Regions from separate parts of the Homo sapiens genome. Here regions 2 and 3 are each linked to region 1. Evidence: read pairs that join two places in POLR2A ChIA-PET (ENCODE). Cell type or tissue: K562. All regions are shown on one strand. Each heading gives the region's core, and the rest is flanking DNA. Links, peaks and the distances in the headings are about the cores only.

Evidence for each region. Peaks named below come from ENCODE experiments on the same cell type or tissue, not always from the same donor. Only the 100,000 strongest peaks of a DNase experiment are listed, where the experiment ranks them.
Region 2: POLR2A ChIA-PET joins it to region 1 with 9 read pairs; 7 of 35 experiments call an interaction of 5 or more read pairs at or near these places.
Region 3: POLR2A ChIA-PET joins it to region 1 with 6 read pairs; 8 of 35 experiments call an interaction of 5 or more read pairs at or near these places.

The regions. Positions count from the first base shown.
Region 1 is chr1:19,477,519-19,482,518 of GRCh38, reverse strand. The region is part of intron 1 of CAPZB (capping actin protein of muscle Z-line subunit beta); the gene reads left to right. Among named protein-coding and RNA genes, the nearest start is that of CAPZB, 5.5 kb to the left of the region's middle. RefSeq lists enhancers at 269-954, 4,734-4,833. In K562, for the core only: no CTCF peak of the experiment used is centred there; a DNase peak (open chromatin) is centred at 2,958.
Region 2 is chr1:19,556,419-19,563,420 of GRCh38, reverse strand. No RefSeq gene overlaps it. Among named protein-coding and RNA genes, the nearest start is that of MICOS10-DT, 37 kb to the left of the region's middle. In K562, for the core only: no CTCF peak of the experiment used is centred there; no DNase peak of the experiment used is centred there; H3K27me3 peaks cover 1,956 bases.
Region 3 is chr1:19,533,015-19,539,710 of GRCh38, reverse strand. No RefSeq gene overlaps it. Among named protein-coding and RNA genes, the nearest start is that of CAPZB, 51 kb to the right of the region's middle. In K562, for the core only: no CTCF peak of the experiment used is centred there; no DNase peak of the experiment used is centred there.

The DNA of each region.
Region 1 (5,000 bases), core at 1-5,000:
TTGGGAATTATTCTTAGTTATGATGATGGTGAGGCTTTAGCAGGAACGGGGACTAGGGAGGCCCCCTCAGGAATTGCTGCTCCAGCTCACAGATGGTTTTGCCTGGCAGGAGCTGATGGGAACTTGGTATTGTTACAAGGTGAAACAACATAGTTGACATTAATGTCTCTTGATGTGGATAAGACACATTGTTCAACTCACATCCCTCTTGTCTGTCTATACAGCCCTGTTCATTTAAGCCCACCTGGCCTCTTTTTGGTGGCATGCTTATAAAAAGTAGGCAGTGATCAGTGGCTTGAGATTAAGGAAATGATAAGCCGTGTCTTTGAAAGCAGATGCTCCTATTTATAACTCAGACATCCTATACTTTTACATTCCATGAGGTGGGGAACAGGACATGACTGACCACAGGGAAATGGTGGCAGGGCAGGTGCCTCGCCCGTTAGAAGCCTGCCCTCCCTCCAGGCTGGGAAATGCTTATTGTTAGGCAAATACTGAGGCATGTTGTGGGGTACCTGCAGCTACAGGATAATGTTAATTCAGCTTTTTGTGTATTAAGTGCCTACTCTGTGGTGCTTATGTGCTGAGGATGCAAGACAAGGATCTCTGCCCTCATGGCTCACATTGTTGAGGGGTGGGGATGTCATCGTTACCTAAAGCTTAAGGGGGAAAGAGCCTTGTTCAGTGTACCTGCAGGCACATCTGCATGAGCTATGGCAGGAAACTGAAGAGAAAGCTGGGGGCTTGTGCCAGGCTCCACTCCCAGGCCTTTTGGGGTGTGTCTTCTCTTGTGTCTGCCATTGGGTGGAATTGGATTGCACGTGCACGCAGTCCGCTCCTCTGCACAGCCAAGGCTTTCTGGGGCCCCGAAATGAAACCTTACAGTACCTTGGAAGTCCAGCCTGGGTAGCTTTGTCCAGCCTGTCCAACCCGGGTACCCGAGGATCTGCTGTGACCCAGAAACATGACTTAGGTTATAGCCCAGCCCCCATTTTACTCACAAGGAACCTGAAGCTTGAGAGCTTGAGTGACCGGTGTGAACAGCAGGCCTGGGATTCGGATCCCTGTCAGCCCAAGTCATGTGCTGGACCCCACTCACTGTGTTTTCCAGAACACAGTGAGCAGAGGGCCCCGTAAATACAGGATCTTGTCCCATTTCCCCTTGCAGCAGATCCACCAGTGAGGGTGCGGTGTGGAATTCCAGGGGATGCAACTGCAAGATCACCCATATTGGGACCAGCTAGAGCCATATGCTATTTCCAGACCTAGGCTTTCACAGATTCATGTTTCAGTGGAAGGAAAGGGAGGTTTAATGGTTATGGAGCACCAGCCACATGCTATGCACTCTGTTAGAACGGTCCTCACCACAGCCTGACAAGGTAGGTTCAACTTTAGGCTGGAGGCAGCATAGTACAAGAAAATAGAGTTAGGAGCCAGACTGCTTTAGGATAACAGTACCTCTGCATAAGGTCGTAATGAGGGTTAAGTAATATCTGTCAAGTGCATCCAGTAGCATCTGGCACATAGTGATGTAAACATTAACTATTGTTATTATCACCATTTTCCAAAAGTGTGCAAAGGGGTGTATGGTTAGTCCCTGTCTAGCTACTAAGTGGAGGAATTGGGTTTTCTGACTCCAGAGCAAACCGTTTTTCTCCACTCCGTACTGCCTGCCGATGGCTGCTTTGGAGTTTGTCTGGCTCTGGGTTGTGCCTTGAACGCACAACTTACCTAATAGAGCCTGGGGCTCTTTTCTCCATTAAAGACAAGCTCACTGTGAGCTGGGCACCATGTGTTGCCAGAGCCTCATGCTATATGTCAGGCCCGAATTCCTTGTTTGTGCCAGTGGAACCCCCTGTGACTGGAGGGTTCCTGCCCTCTTCCAGGCTTGGAAGAAGAGAGACAGGGCTGGGGACAGAGCATATGAGCTCTGTGAGAGCAGGGACCTTGTCTGTTTGGTTCCCTCTGAGTACCCCACACCTTGCACTGGCCGCCTGGCACTTAGCGCCAGCTACATAAACACTGAGTGAGAGCTGAGAGGCGGCTGCCTGCTCCACAGAACATGGTCTCTGCAGTTGGGCACATCTGGATTTGAGTCCTGTCTGCCACTCAGCATGTGACTGTCAGTGAGGCGGCTAATTCCCTTGGTCTCAGTTTTCCTGTTCCGTCGCATGAGGATAACATTTTATAGAGATGGGGAGTAGGGGTGAAATTTGTAATGTACTTACTCCAGTGCTTGGCACACAGTAGCTGTGGTTGTTGCATGTCTTATTCTGCATACCACAGAATAAGGGACACAAATAGAAGCCATCATCCCTGTCCTCTAATCTGGGAGGGGGAGGCAAGATGCGTCCAAAAAGCCAAGTGCAGCAGGAATGAAGTAGTACTAGAAAAGACTTAGCCAGGGACCCATGGGTGCTGTGGTCTGCCCATCCCTGCAGGCCTGGCTTGCATTTCCCCCTCCTCCACGCAGCCCTGCAGACCACTCCAGCCTGCAGTCGGCTTGGGGGCTGGGCATGAAGCCTGGGAAGAGTGTGCTCAGGCAGAGAGGACAGGGTGGGGTATGGTCAAGGGGACTGGCACAAAAGCAGAGGTCAGGGGGTGTGGTCACACAAGCAGTAGATGCGAGCCCATGGGGTGCCTCAGTCTCAGGAGTGAGTTGTGGAGTGCCTGAGTTGCTAAGCTAAGGAGTTTGCATTAGATCTGGGACAGTGTGGAGCCAGTGAAATTTTTGACAGGGCAGGTAGAAATTCGAGGAGGCTGGCAGAGCGGTGGTATTTTAGGAAGAGCCCTCTGGCTGTGCATGCAGGAGGCCTGGGAGGTGAAAGAGATGGGAGAGAGGCCTCCACAAGCATCAGCTTGTGAGCTTATGAGGGTCCTGGCCACTGTGCAGCTGTGGGTGTGGAAAGGAAGGGATGGTGGAAGGAGATAAAGGCAGAGTGACACGGAATGATTTACCACCTCTGGAGCTGAGGGGGTCTGCCCCAGAGCTGTCCCATGTAGGTGTTCTGATTGGACAGTTTATCATTGACACACAGCTATTTCAGGTCAGTCTAAATCCTAGATAGTGGTGTCTGCAAAGCCTTGAGAGCCTGTTAACAACTGAATGGGGATTTCAGTCTGGGTAGCCCAGTGATCCATCCAGCCAGTGACTCTGTGACTGCAGGTGGCACCAAGTTCAGCCTGATGCACACAGCATTAGGTTCTGGTGCCTAAGACACCAGTCTGCTGAGGGAGATGGTGGGGTGGCGGGCTCTGCATGGCAGCTGTAGGAATAACAGAAGCTAGTTTTTTTTTGTTTGTTTGTTTGAGACAGAGTCTCGCTCTGCCACCTAGGCTGGAGTACAGTGGCACGATCTCGACTCCCTGCAACCTCCGTCTCCTAGACTCAGGGAATTCTCTTGCCTCAGCCTCCCAAGTAGCTGGGACTACAGGTGCGTACCACCATGCCTAGCTAATTTTTTGTATTTTTAGTAGAGACAGGGTTTCACCATGTTGGCCAGGCTGGTCTTGAACGCCTGGCCTCATGATCTGCCTGCCTCAGCCTCCCAAAGTGCTGGGGATTACAGGCATGAGCCACTGTACTTGGCCAGGAGCTAGTTTTGACTGATGACTTTTTAATATTCCAGCCAGCCCTACGAGGCAGATTCTCATGTCACCCTCATTATGCAGGTGAGGAAACCGAGGCCCACCTGGCAGTCCTGGCACTGCGCTATGCTCCCTTTAGTGATTTTTTTCCATCGGGTCATTCATTCCGTGGATGTCTACTGAGCAGTCAGGTAGACCTAATAGAATATGCCATCTGAGTCTTAAGGTTAAATGGAGGAAGCGGGTGGAAGCAAGTATGTCCAAAGTTCTGAAAGACTCAGGAGTGAGTGCAGAACCAGCCTGGGGAAGTCCACAGCGTCAGACAGGCAGGGAGGCTGCTTGCCTGCGTTTTTCCGTGCTTCCTCCTATGGTCACCCCACATGTTTCTGACATCTCTGGATGCTTGTGAACAGGAGCCTTTGCCTACAACTTTCTAGTGTTAGGTTTTCAGTTGTGTCGTCACGTGTCTTGTAAGGCAACAACCCTGGTGGTTGCCATTCACCTGGCACGTAGTGATGATTGTGAGGACTGAGTTTATGTGTGGAAAGTGTAGACGATGCCTGGCACGTTGTAAGTGCAGTAGGAGTGTTATCTCTTATTATTGTGGTTATTCTGTTAACATGGATGGATGATAGGTGGTGTTTCATTTAACTTCCCAACCAGCCTGGAAGGCAGGTGCTAGTTCCTTCTTCTGAGACTCCAAGATGTAGAGTCCCTTGCCCAAGGAGAGTGGTCTTAAGGGGCTCATTCTGTTTAAACACCAGACTGCTGAAAACAGCAGCCCAGGGTTTCTGGTCTCAAGAGCTCTTACCACATTGCAGCTTGGAAGCAGTTGTTACCACTGGCTCAGACCCCGCACTTCTCCACCCTCTGCTTCAATTGCTCTGTGCAGCTTCCTCTTCTAGTGCTGAACTCAGCATGATGCTCCTGAGTTAGGCTCGGTATCTTATTTAACAGTGTTTGGGCTTGCTGTCTCAGAGCCCTAGTAAGTGGATTCAGGCATCGTATTTACCAAGTGAAGTACTTTAACTTAAAATAGAAAGTTAAACCAGGTGCTGTGGTGTGTGTCAGTGGTCCCAGCTACTCAGGAGGCTGAGGTGGGAGGATCGCTTGGGCCCAGGAGTTCAAGGCCAACCTGGGCAACATAGTAAGACCCCATCTTTCTTTCAAAAAAAGTTATGAAAAGATGCTTTTGCATTGCACCCTATCTGCTGGAGCTTCCAATTAGAATTGAGCCAGTGGCATTTTCCGGTGGTACCGGTGCCCTTTTCCCTTCTCAGTTGCAGCAGTGATTGGCAGGTAGAGTGTTGCTGCTGAAGGCTTCTCCGTCGTGAGGCTTTGACCCTGATGGGCTGTCGTTGGTTTCACATGAGTGGGCTCCCTGCGTTGCAGTTTTGTGCTCAGAAACTGGA
Region 2 (7,002 bases), core at 1,692-6,691, 79 kb before region 1:
GTGCCAGGCTGGGTGGCAATCAAGACAGTTTCGGTCCTTGGTTGTGTGTGGCTCATGGCTTAGATGAAGATGATTTTCTTTTTTTATTTTTTAGAGGTGGGGTCTCACTATCCTGCCCAGACTGGTCTCAAACTCCTGGCCTCAAACCATCCTCCTACCTCGGCCTCCCAAAGTGCTGGGATTACAGGCATGAGCCAGTAGTTCACCTGGCCTAGATGAAGAAATTGATAGTTGCAATATATTTACAATACCAGCTTCACAGGGGAAGACACAAAGGTTGGGGTTGGGGCTGCTAACCTAGCCTAGAAGGATCCAGAATGAAACCCAAAGAATGTGTAGGGTCAGCAAAGCACAGCCAGAGAGGACTGTGGGTAGGAGAGGGGTGGGGCGGGGGTGGCAGCAAGAAAGCAGGGGCTTGATAGCAGAGACTTGGCTTCTAGCTCCTGCTCCATCTCCAGCAAGCAGTGCCATTTAAGCAAATGTGCTTGTCTCCTCTGCACTTCATTCTGTTCATCTATAAAACAAGGGATGTTATTAATCCGTTACTTACAAAAGCTAACATTTACTGAGTCCATACTTGGTGCCAGACCCTATTCTAAGCACCTTATATATATTAAGTCCAGGGGTAATTTTCAAAAACAATAAAATTATGACTTTCATACAGATATTAAATGAACCCATATCAAAGATTTTGTGGAACACATTAAGTAATGAGGGAATTGATAAGATGTTACGACTAGTTCAAAATATCTCACAGTTATAGTCGCGTAAGGAACAGGGAAGTGAACTTACAGATTAGGTACGAAACTGGCAAAGTTGGTTGATATCCACAAGGCAATAATTAATTTCATTCTACCGGACACAAGTTGCATTTCTATGGACAAGAACCAGGCCGGGCACAGTGACTCATGCCTGTAATCCCAGCACTATGGGAGGCCGAGGCAGCAGATCACTTGAGGTCAGGAGTTCGAGACTAGCCTGACCAACATGATGAAACCCTGTCTCTACTAAAAACACAAAAATTAGCTGGGTGTGGTGGTGCATGCCTGTAATCCCAGCTACTCGGGAGGTTGAGGCAGCAGAATCGCTTGAACCCGGGTGGTGGAGGTTGCGGTGAGCCAAGATCGCACCATTACACTCCAGCCTGGGCAACAAGAGTGAAACTCCCATCTCAAAAAAAAAAAAAAAAAAAAAAAAGAACAATTTGTTTTACTGACAGCTTTCTACAAGATACAGAGCTATAAAGTAGCTCAAAGACAATGAAGGGCCAAAAATAATCCTATGGGTTGAGCTAGTCAGGACACCCACTGAATGTCGAGGTTTTTCTAATTTGTCCCTATGATCTCCCCAACCCCTTAGGATCATTATAATCTTAAAGAAAAATGACTCTTGATTTAAAAATTGACTGTTCTCATTAGATGTGGTCTGATTGTTTATGTAGGTACAGCAAGAGAGTTAATTTGTCAGCTAGACATGGTGGCTCATGCCTGTAACCTCAGCACTTTTGGGAGGCCGAGGTGGATGGATCACTTGAGCCCAGGAGGTCCAGACTAGCTTGGGCAACATCGTGAAACCCCTTCTCTACAAAAAATACAAAAAATTAGCTGGGCATGGTGGCACACACCTGTAGTCTCAGCTACTAAGGAGGCTAAGGTGGGAGGATTACCTGAGCCTAGGAGGTTGAGGCTGCAGTGAGCCATGATTGCGCCACTGCACTCCAGCCTGGGCGACAGAATGACACATTGTCTCAAAGAAAAAAAAATATTAATTTGTCGTATAGGCCTCCTAAATGTGCTTCACAAAATTTACAGCCATGTCGTTTCAAACAATTACAAAATTAGCTTTTGTCTAGAAGTTTTCATAAGGAATCTCCAATTGGAATCTTTATTCTTTTCCCAGCTGGAATCGTAAAAGGCTCTATTATTTGTTATTTCAAAGTTAAGACACCCAGCTCAAGACGCTTCCCACAAAATTTCTTTCACCTGTCAAACCTGTATATCTGAGTGAATTCTTCTCTTTTTTTGTTCTCTGAATATCATAAAGTTCCTGGCCTTCCAGGAAGTGACTGTCTTTAATATCTGTAAATCAGGTACCAAGTCACTTTTGTTTTTTTTGTTTGTTCTTTTTTTTTTTTTTTTTTTTTTTTTGAGACTGAGTTTCGCTGTTGTTGCCCGGGCTGGAGTGCAATGGCACGATCTTGGCTCACCACAACCTCCGCCTCCCAGATTCAAGCAGTTATCCTGCCTCGGCCTCCAGAGTAGCTGAGATTACAGGCATGCGCCACCATGCCCGGCTAATTTTTTTTTTTGTATTTTTAGTAGAGATGGTGTTTCTCCATGTTGGTCAGGCTGGTCTCGAACTCCTGACCTCAGGTGATTCATCCGCCTCAGCCTTCCAAACTGCTGGGATTACAGGCGTGAGCCACCGCGCCCGGCCCTTTTTTTTTTTTTTTTTTAAGACAGAGTCTGGTTCTATCATACAGGCTGGAGTGCAGTGGTGCGACCTCAGCTCCTGCAACTTTCGCCTCCCCGGTTCAGGCTATTCTCCTGCCTCAGCCTGCCCAGTAGCTGGGACTACAGATTACCGCCACCACAGCTGGCTAATTTTTATATTTTTAGTAGAAATGAGGTTTCACCATGTTGGCCATACTGTTCTCAAACTCCTGACCTCAGGTGATCTGCCTGCCTTGGCCTCCCAAAGTGGTGGGATTACAGGTGTGAGCCACCGCACCTGGCCCCAAGCCAGTTTTCATGGAGACCTTTGTAGGCGTGTGTTCCGTAAGTATTAACACAAATTTTATCCCTTAAAATGCCCTGTCACACCTGATTTAGTGAGCACCATTCTCAGATATGATGCTCCAAGTGAGGCCTTGGCTACAATTAATCCATTTGTCCTGGTAAGAAGGAGGACATAGTCCTGCTGAACATGTGCAAATAACTATTACCATGAAAAGTAAAAAGACTTTTTTTTTTTTTTTAGGTGGAGTTTCGCTCTTGTTGCCCAGGCTGGAGTGCAATCGCGCAATCTCGGCTCACCGCAACCTCCACCTCCCGGGTTCAAGAGAGTCTCCTGCCTCAGCCTCCCGAGTAGCTAGAATTACAGGTGCCCACCACCAAGCCCGGCTAGTTTTGTATTTTTAGTAGAGACGAGGTTTCTCCATGTTGGTCAGGCTGGTCTCGAACTCCTGACCTCAGATGATCTGCCCGCCTCGGCCTCCCAAAGTGCTGGGATTACAGGCATGAGCCACCACGGCTGGCCAAAAAGTAAAAAGACTTTATAAGAGTTTCTGAATTCTAGAAGGCCAGGGAGAATCAGATATCATTTTTAAATGGTTTCTTTCCGTTTATAAAAGCAGAGATGACAAAATTGTTATGGTTACAGATGGATTAAGAAGAGAGAGAAAGGACATTTCTTCTTTAATAAATAAGGACAATAGAACGTTGAAACAACACCAGCAGTTTTCTAAACATATTTGTTTAGAAAAATACAATAAAATTTCCCTCATCAGTTCACTCAGTCCTATGTAATTAATTCTTATTCTGCTGTCTTCTGAGTTAAACATGAAACTATTTGCTTCTAACCCTCAACAGCCCTGGAAATCCTGACTCATTCCATTGATAATAGTCTAAGAATTTTCTAAGTAATGTCAGCTCAGCTCAGTTTGAAGTACCTGGTACAGTCCTTTCCCATACAGCTCTGAGACTGTCCTTGGTTCGAAACACCAAATCCAGCCTGTAGCTTATAGCAGTAAACCTCTGAGGCATTGCAGATGACAGAGAGTTAATATGGCTTTGGTTAATTTATTATAGATCATCTTAAAATGTGAAAGGTCTGGCCGGGCTCGGTGGCTCACACCTGTAATCCCAGCACTTTGGGAGGCCGAGGGGGGCAGCTCACCTGAGGTCAGGAGTTCGAGACCAGCCTGGCCAACATGATGACACCCTGTCTCTATTAAAAATACAAAAAATTAGCTGGGCATGGTGGCACACGCCTGTAATACAGTTACTCAGGAGGCTGAGGCAGGGGAATCGCTTGAACCCAGGAAGCAGAGGTTGTAGTGAGCCGAGATTGTGCCACTGCACTCCAGCCTGGGCAACAGAGCGAGAGTCCATCTTAAAATACAATACAATACAATACAATATAAAATAAAATAAAATAAGAAAGATCTGATGAAGGTTCATAACAGGAGCCAGGAAACAAGGAAATGTGGTTGTTTCTGTGGCATGCAAAACAGAGATAATAAAACCACATCCAAAATTTTGACAAAATACCTCTAAAGATAATTGATTACATCTATCTGCACAGAAATCAGTAAATATTACATCTGATTCATAGAAATGTATGAACATAATTTGTACAGAGGAAAGAAAATCTTGAGATTGAACATATGATAATACAGAAACATTTTTTTTTTTTTTGAGACAGGTTCTGACTCCGTCGCCCAGGCTGGAGCGCAGTGGCATGATCATGGCTCACCACCGCCTCAACTTCTTGAGCTCAAGTGATCCTCCTGCCTCAGTCTCCCAAGTAGCTTGGACTACAGGCATGCACCACCATGCCTAGCTAATTTTATTTTTATTTTTTATAGAGATGGGATCCCACTATATTGCCCAAGCTGGTCTCAAACTCCTGGGCTCAAGCAATCCTCTCACCTCAACCTCCCAAAATGTTGGGATTACAGACATGAGCCACTGCTCCTGGACATAATTTTTGTTTTTATGAGCCCAGGAGTTTGGTACCAAGAATATCAACTAAAGAGATTCAGGCCAGGAGTGGCGGCTTCATGCCTATAATCCTAGCACTTTGGGAGGCTGAGACAGATGGATTACCTGAGCTCAGGAGTTTGAGACCAGCCTGGCTGACATGGTGAAACTCCGTCTCTACTAAAATACCAAAAATCAGCTGGGCGTGATGGCATGCACCTGTAATCCCAGCTACTCAGAGGCTGAGGCAGCAGAATTGCTCAAACCCAGGAGGTGGAGGTTGCAGTGAGCCGAGATTGCGCCACTGCACTCCAGCCTGGGCAACAAAGCAAAACTGTTTAAAAAAAAGAAGAAAGATTCAGTAACAGTAGAGTAGAGCCTAGACACCTTACAAATGTTTACAGCTCTCTGTTCCATGACGAGTCTGATGTGCATCCTAACCAAGACACACTGGCTTTGACCATGATAGATTCAAATTAAAGAAGGAAGGTTGTGGCAAGTAAACATTTTAAATAACTGAACTTGGCCGGGTGTGGTAGCTCACGCCTATAATCCCAGCTCTTTGGGAGGCCAAGACAGGCAGATCTCTTGAGCCCAGGAGTTCAAGACTAGCCTGGGCAATATGTAGAAATCCCATCTCTAGAAAAATACAAAATTGCCAGGCATGGTGGTGCCTGCTTGTGGTCCCAGCTACTAAGGAAGGCTGAGGTGGGAGGATCATCTGAGCCCGGGGAGGTTGAGCCTGCAGTGAGCCATGATTGCATCACTGCACTCCAGCCTGGGTGACAGATACCCTGTCTCAACAAAATAAAAAAAAGAAAGGAAAGGAAAGGAAAGTGAAAGGGGAAGGGGAAGGGGAAGGGAATGGGAAGAGGTAGGGAAGGGGAAGAGGAAGGGAAGGGGAACAGAAGGGGAAGGGGAAGGGAAGGCAAAGGGGAAAGGGAATTGAAGGGGAAGGGGAAGGGGAAGGGAAGGGAAGTGAAGGGAAGGGAAGAGAAGGGAAGGGAAGGGAAGGGAAGGGAAGAGAAGGGAAGGGAAGGGAAAGGAAAGGAAGGAAGAAAGAAAACTGAACTCATAGCTGATAACACTGTACTGTTGTTGCCAATATCATCAGGCAAAGCATGACCAGGACTTTGATAAAAGTCGGAAAACTCGACAGATCTGTTTCAGGAGTTCTAGTTCATAAGAGAACTAGCTCATGGGAGCGTTCTCCTTAAGGATAAAAACATACAAGGGACAGCCGGGAGCAGGAGTTCACGCCTGTAATCCCAGCACTTTGGGAGGCTGAGGCAGTGGATTCCTTGAGTCCAGGAGTTTGAGACCAGCCTAGGCAACATGGTGAAAACCCTGTCTCTACTTTAAAAATAAAGAAATTAGCTGGGCATGGTGGCGTGCGCCTATAGTTCCAGCTACTTGGGAGGCTGAGGTGGAAGAATCACCTGAACCTGGGAGGTTGAGGCTGCTGTGAGCCGAGATCGCGCCACTGCACTCCAGCCAGGACCACCCCAAACCCCCCAAAAAAACAAAACAAAAATATAAGGGACAAGGCCATTGTCTCAGGGGCTTCCCATAAAGCATGCAATTTTAAAATATTTATGTGAATAATATTTTAATTACACAAATTTAACCTGAGCATCTCTTCTGAATTGACAACTCTTCCCGTCCAACTTTTTAATTAAACCTAATTATTTCTTGCATTTTTCATCTAAAGTGAAAGAACAAATCTTTGTGATTTTCCAGGGTTACTTGGGAAATCTCAAAGATCATTTTAGGTGAAGAACATATTTTGAAAGTTTTATTTTATTTTTTTCTATTTAAGGATTCAATTTAGGAAGGCAAAAATCAAAACAGTTGTCAAGGAGATTTGGACATTTGATTAAGATAGGATCTTGGGTGCCTGTAATTGTGACAAGAAGCACTTAAAAATAAGCATAGAAGGTAACAAAAATGGTAAAGAACATTAGCTTCTTCATAAGTGAGAATTCCTGAAGTAAATTGATTATTTAGGGGGAAAAAAGAATTTATTAAGACCTGGAGTCTTTGTTCTCTGTGTAATTATATAGTAAAGAATAACCTTTTATATTGCGGTAAATCAAGCCCATCAAGATTGAGCAAACTTTGATACAATTTCAATGTATTTCATAGCTCCTTTTCAGACTCAGATATGGACAAACCAAGAGAAGTGAAATTCACTTTTGAGTTTTGTCTTTTTTAATGCTCTTTTATATTCTGGGCCACATTAATGCTTTACTTGAGTACAATGTTTCTCTTTCAGTGGGTCTATGAGGTCAAAACAATT
Region 3 (6,696 bases), core at 1,697-6,696, 55 kb before region 1:
GAATTTTTTGTTTTTGTTGTTGTTTGAGACAGAGTTTTGCTCTTGCTGCCCAGGCTGGAATGCAATGGTGCAATCTCGGCTCATCTCAACCCCCATCTCCCAGGTTCAATCAATTCTCCTGCCTCAGCCTCCTGAGTACCTAGGACTACAGGTGTGGCTCACCACACCCAGCTAATTCTTGTATTTTTAGTAGAGATGGGGTTTCACCATGTTGGCCAGGATGGTCTCGAACTCCTGACCTCAGGTGATCCACCCACCTTGTCCTCCCAAAGTGTTGGGATTACAGGCGTGAGCCACTGCACCTGGCCAGAACTTTTTTTCTTTATTTTTCAGAGACAGGGTCTTACTCTATTGCCTAGGCTGGAGTGCAGTGGCATGGTCTTGGCTCACTATATCCTGGACCTCCTGGGCTGAAGCTATCCTCCCGCCTCAGTCTCCAGAGTAGCTGGGACCACAGGCACATAATCCCATATGCCCAGCTTATTTTTTGATTTTTTTTTTTTTTTTTTGGTAGAGATGGAGTCTAGAGATAGGGTTTCGCTATGTGGCCCAGGCTGGCCTTGAACTCCTGGCCTCAAATGATCCTCCTGCCTCAGTCTCCCAAAGTGCTGGGATTACAGGCGTGAACCACTGCACCTGGCCGTATACAAAGAACTCTTGAAACTGAATAAGAAAATAAACAACCAAAGCAAAAAGTGGGCAAAAAATCTGAAGAGACACCTCACCAAAGAAGATATACAGATGGATGGCTGGGTATGGTGGCTCTCAGCACTTTGGGAGGCCGAGGCATGTAGATCACTTGAGCCCAGGAGTTTCAGACCAGCCTGGGCAACATGGTGAAACCTCATCTCTACAAAATACAAAAAATTAGTCAGGCGTGATGGTGCATGCCAGTAGTCCCAGCTACTCAGGAGGCTGAGGTGGGAGGATCACTTGCTGAGCCCAGGAAGTTGACGCTGCAGTGGGCTGTGATCATGCCACTGTACTCTGGCCTGGGCAACAGAGCAAGACTCTGTCTCAAAAAAAAAAAAAAAAGAAAAGAAAAGAAAAAAGAAGAGGCCAGGCAAGGTGGCTCACATCTGTAATCCCACCACTTTGGGAGGCCGAGGCAGGAGGGTCGCTTGAGCTCAGGAGTTCGAGACCAGCTTGGGCAACACAGCGAAAACCTATCTTTACTAAAACTTCAATAGAAATACAAAAATTAGCCAGGCATAGTGACGTGCGCCTACAGTCCCAGCTACTCAGGAGGCTGAGGCTGGAGAATTGCTTGAGTCCGGGAGGTGGAGGTTGCAGTGCGCTGAGATCCCACAACTGCACTCCAGCCTAGGTGATGGGAGTGAAACCTTGTCTCAAATAAAAAAAATTTTTAAAAAAAGGGAGAAGAAGAAAGACAATAGCAAATAAGCAAATGAAAAGATGTTCATCATTGTATGTCATCAGGGAATTGCAAATCAAAACAACAATGAGATATCACTACATATCTGTGAAAACAGCTAAAATCCGAAGCACTGATAATGCAAGTGAGGACGCAGAGCAACAAAAACTTTTTTTTTGAGATGGAGTCTCGCTCTGTCGCCCAGGCTGGAATGCAGTGGCACCATCTGGGCTCACTGCAACCTCTGCTTCCTGGGTTCAAGCGATTCTCCTGCCTCAGCCTCCTGAGTAGCTGGGATTACAGGCGTGCACCACCATGCCTGACTAATTTTTGTATTTTTAGTAGAGATGGGGTTTCACCATGTTGGTCAGGCTGGTCTCGAACTCCTGACCTCATGATCCACCCGCCTTGGCCTCCCAAAGTGCTGGGATGACAGGCATGAGCCATTGCACCTGACCTCAAAAATTTTCATTCATTGCTGTTGGGTATACAAATGGTACAGACAATTTGGAGGACAACTTGGCAGTTTCTTACAAAGCTAAACATAGTCTTACCATATGATACAGCAATCACACTGCTAGGTATTTACTCAAATATGGTGAAAACATGTCCACACAAAAACCTGCACATGAATAGCAGCTTTATTCATAATCGCCAAAACTCGGAAGCAACCAAGATGTCCTTTGACAGGTAAAGAGATGAACAAACTGGCACATCCACACAATGGAATATTAATTCAGTGATAAAAATAAATGAGCTACTGGCCGGGCGCAGTGGCTCATGCCTGTAATCCCAGAGCTTTGGGAGGCCAAGGTGGGCGGATCACCTGAAGTCAGAAGTTCGAGACCAGCCTGGGTAACATGGCAAAACACTGTCTCTACAAAAAATACAAAAACTAGCCAGATATGGTGGTGTGCACCTATAGCCCCAGCTACTTGGGAGGTCGAGGTGGGAGAATGGCTTGAGCCCAGGAGGCGGAGGTTGCAGTGAGCTGAGATCTCACCACTGCACTCCTGTCTGGGTGACAGAGCAAGACCTTGTCCCGCTGGGTGCGGTGGCTCACGCCTGTAATTCCAGCACTTTGGGAGGCCAAGGCCGGGGTGGGGAGGGGCGGATCACCTGAGTTCGGAAGTTCGAGACCAGCCTGACCAACATGGAGAAACCCCATCTCTACTAAAAATACAAAATTAGCCGAGCGTGATGGTACACACCTGTAATCTCAGCTACTCGGGAGGCTGAGGCAGGAGAATATCTTGAACCCAGGAGGCAGAGGTTGCAGTGAGCAGAGATCACGCCACTGCACTCCAGCCTGGGCAACAAGAGCAAGACTCCGTCTCAAAAAAAAAAAAAAATATATATATATATATATACACACACATATTATATATAAAATTAGCTGAGAGTGGTGGTGCGTGCCTGTAATACCAGCAATTCGGGAGGCTGAGGCAAGAGAATCGCTTGAACCCAGGAGGCGGAGGTTGCTGTGAGCCGAGATCGCACCACTGCACTCCAGCCTAGGCGATAGAGTGAGACTGTCTCAAAAAATAAAAAGAAAGAAAGAAAAAAAGAAATTATGTTCCTTCTGCCTCACATCCAATTGATAGCTTGGCTGGGAATAAAATTCTATGTTAATGATATTTTTCACTCTTAATAAATTCCCTTTCTAATTAAGTCAACTAGAGCTGACTTTTGAGTATTTTGAAGATACCATTTGTTGTTGTTTTTTGCCTTCTAGTTTCTAATGTTATTATTTAGAAGTTCAAGGCCATTCTAATTCACATATTTTTTAAAAAACAATTTTATTGATGTATAATTAATACACCCCAAGTCTTTTTTTTTTTTTTTTTTTTTTTTTGAGACAGGATCTCACTGTGTTACCCAGGCTGGAGTGCAGTGGTGCAATCACAGCTCAACTGCATCCTCCACCTCCCAGGCTCAAGTGATCCTCCCATCTCAGCCTCCCCAGTAGTTGTGACCACAGGTGTGAGCTACCATGCTTGGCTAATTTTTGTTTTTGTTTTTGTAGAGATGGGGTTTCCCCATGTTGCCCGGTCTGATGTTTGAAGTCCTAGGCTCAAGCGATCCACCTACCACGGCCCAAAGTGCCAGGATTATAGGCATAAGTCAGCGCACCTAGCCATACCCCAAGTCTTTAGATGTGGCATTCTTTTAGGTTTCCTCCTCTCTCTCTCTGAAATCTTGTTAGGTTCTTCTCTACCTCTCCTACCTCTAGCCCAATGGCCACAAGTTTCCTGGGGCTATTCCTCCCACATCAAAACACAGTTCTCCATACTCCGTAAGGTTTAAGGAATCATAATTATAGAATGTCCCTGCTTCTTTCATTCAGCCAGTGATTTATTGAGCATGTACTGGACAATTGCTGGACAATTGGCTGAACTGTCTTCTAAGTCTGGGTTTATAATGGGTCAAAAACACAGGGCTCCTAACCTCAGTGGAGCTTATATTACAGCAAAGAAATTTTGCTACTTTTTTTTCTTTTTTTTGCGATAGAGTTTCATTCTTGTTGCCCAGGCTGGAGTGCAGTGGCACAATCATGGCTCACTACAGCTTTGATCTCCTGGGCTCAAGTGATTCTCCCATCTCAGCCTCCTGTGTAGCTTGGACTACAGGTGTGCACCCCACAGGCCTGGCTAATTTTGTTCATTTTTTTTTTGTAAAGATGGGGTCTCACTATGTTGCCCAGGCTGGTCTTGAACTCCTGGACTCAAGTGATTCTCAAGCCTTGGCCTCCCAAAGTGCTGGGATTACAGGCGTAAGCCACCACATCTGGCCTGACATACTATATTTGTTTACTTGTCATGTTTACGGTCTGTCTTTCTTCATTAGCATGTAAGTTTCCCAGTGGCAGGGATTTGCATGCCTTTCATTCCTGTCTCTTCAGCACCAAGTACGGTGTGTGGCACATAGTAGGTGTTTCATAAGCACTTGCTGAGTGAATAGGTAGCTCTGTGTGGGAAATAGTTTGGTATATTTGTGCAACAGTAGAAGGCCAGTGGATGGGACAAGGGAGCAAGTCAGTGGGGCAGGAGGGGAGCTTGGAGGGGTGGTCAGGGGGCAGACACACAGGCTGCTAGGCCATGGAAATGAGGGTGGATTTAAACAATAATAGAAGACCTTGCAGGGGTTTTAAGTAGCAGAGTGACATTATCTAATTTGTATTTTTAAAGGGTCACAATGGCTGCCTTGTTAGGCCCGAATGTAGGGGTCCAGAGTAGTAAGTAAGGGGTAGAAAAGAATCAACCAGCCAGGCATGGTGGCTCACACCTGTAATCCCAGCTACTCAGGAGACCAAGGTGGGAGGATCGTTTGAGGCTGAGAGTTTGAGAACAGCCTAGGCAACACAGTGACACCTTGTTTCTAAAAAAAAAAATAATAATTAAAATATTAGCCAGGCATGGTGGTGGCATGCACTTGTAGTCCCAACTACTCAAGAGGTTGAAGTGGGAGAATCGCTTGAGTCTAGGAGCTCAAGGCTGCAGTGAGCCATGATTGCACCACTGTACTCCAGCCTGGGTGCCAGAGTAAGACCCTGTCTCAAAAAAAAAAAAAAAAAAGAAAGGAAAGGAAAAGGGCAGGCACAATGGCTCACACCTGTAATCCTAGCACTTTGGGAGGCCAAGAAGGGAGGATTACTTCGGCCAAAGAAGGAGGATCATTTGAGCCCAGGAGTTCAATACCAGCCTGGGCAACATAGTAAGACCTTGTCTCTGTAAGATAAAATAAAATAAAAAAAGAAAGAGAAATTAAAAGAAAAGAGCCACCCAGTTAGGAAGCTACTGCAGTAGTCTAGGCAAGAAAAGATGTTGGCTGAGATCCAGGTGAGGGCAAGAGCAGATGGAGAGAAGCAGCCAGAATGCAGACTCCACAAGAAATCTGCACTTCATCCTGTCGCGGGATCCTCGCCACACACTGGGTGTGGGTTTATAGACCTCTTTTAGTGATACCTCTTCTAATATCAAATCCAGTTTGGCAGTTAGTGTTCCAGCTAGACTCTACAAGGGATCGGAGGAGGCTAAATTAGATCCTGCCAGCCAGGTCTCAGAAGCTATGACCAAGAATGCAGAGGAATCCCTGCCCCAGCCTTCAAAGTCCTCCAGCCAGGAAATACCCTTCCCTGTACTTGGCTCCTGGCTGATAAGCCTTGTTATTCCCTGGATCTATCCCATCCTCTCCATCTCCAAGGCCACTTCCAGACCCTCATCACACTTGGCTGCACAAGTGATGGCAGCGTCCCTCTTCACTGGCCTCTCTGCTTCCAGTCTTCAAATCCACCCTCCCCAGGGTTGACTGAATGAACATCCTAAAACCCAAACCTAATGGAGTCCCTTTTCTGCTCAAAACCTTTCAGTGACTGCCCATCACGTCCAAGATGAAACGCTAGCTCTGTATCGTGGGATGCAAGACTCTCCTCCGCTGGACACTTCCTTCTCCTCCAGCTACGCTTCCTGCCCCTCCCACTTCACTCCCACTTGACCCCCAGCCTCACCCAGCACTTGGTGCTCCTCCTTCCACTTCCTGCCTTGCTGGTGAGGCCTGGCTTAGTCTCTTCCCTCTGCCTAGGTAACTGTTCCCAGCCTCTGTTGTGTGGTTACTTCTCTCGCCTCACAATTAGCTCAGGAAACACTGCCTCCAAGAGTCCAGGAACCCTCCCTTGGCCTCCCCTGTCTTGTGCCCCCAGTTCACCTGGCGTGGCAGTACACCTCTGCTGCTGCTCTGGGGTTTTTTTGTTTTTTATTTTTTTGAGACAGGTTCTCATTCTGGTCGCCCTGGCTGGAGTGCAGTGGTGCAATCTCAGCTCACCTCAGCCTTGACCTCCCGGGCTCAAGCGATCCTCCTCAGCCTCCCAAGTAGCTGGGACTACAGGCGTGTGCCACCATGCCCAACTAATTTCTGTATTTTTTTTTTTTGAGACAGGGTCTTGCCATGTTGCCCAGGCTGGTCTCAAACTCCTGGGCTCAAGCAATCTGCCCGCATCAGCCTCCCAAAGTGCTGGGATTACAGGCAAGAGCCGCTGCACCTGGCCAAGTGAATGCAGCAGCTACTGCTCTGAACTGTTGTTACTAATTGGTTTGCTTGTCTTCCCCAACTGGACCATGAACTCCCCAAGGGCAAGGACCTTGGCTACTCATCTTTGTGTGCTGGCCTTGTCTACAGTGACTGGTGCATAGCACATGCTTGGTTAAAGACTGTTGAACTGGCTGGCCTTAGCCACACCGCCATACCCTTAGGACAGCCTGGCTAAGGTCCTCGTGGTGAAACAGAGAGAGCTAGCCAGCCCATCTTATTTATTTATTTATTTT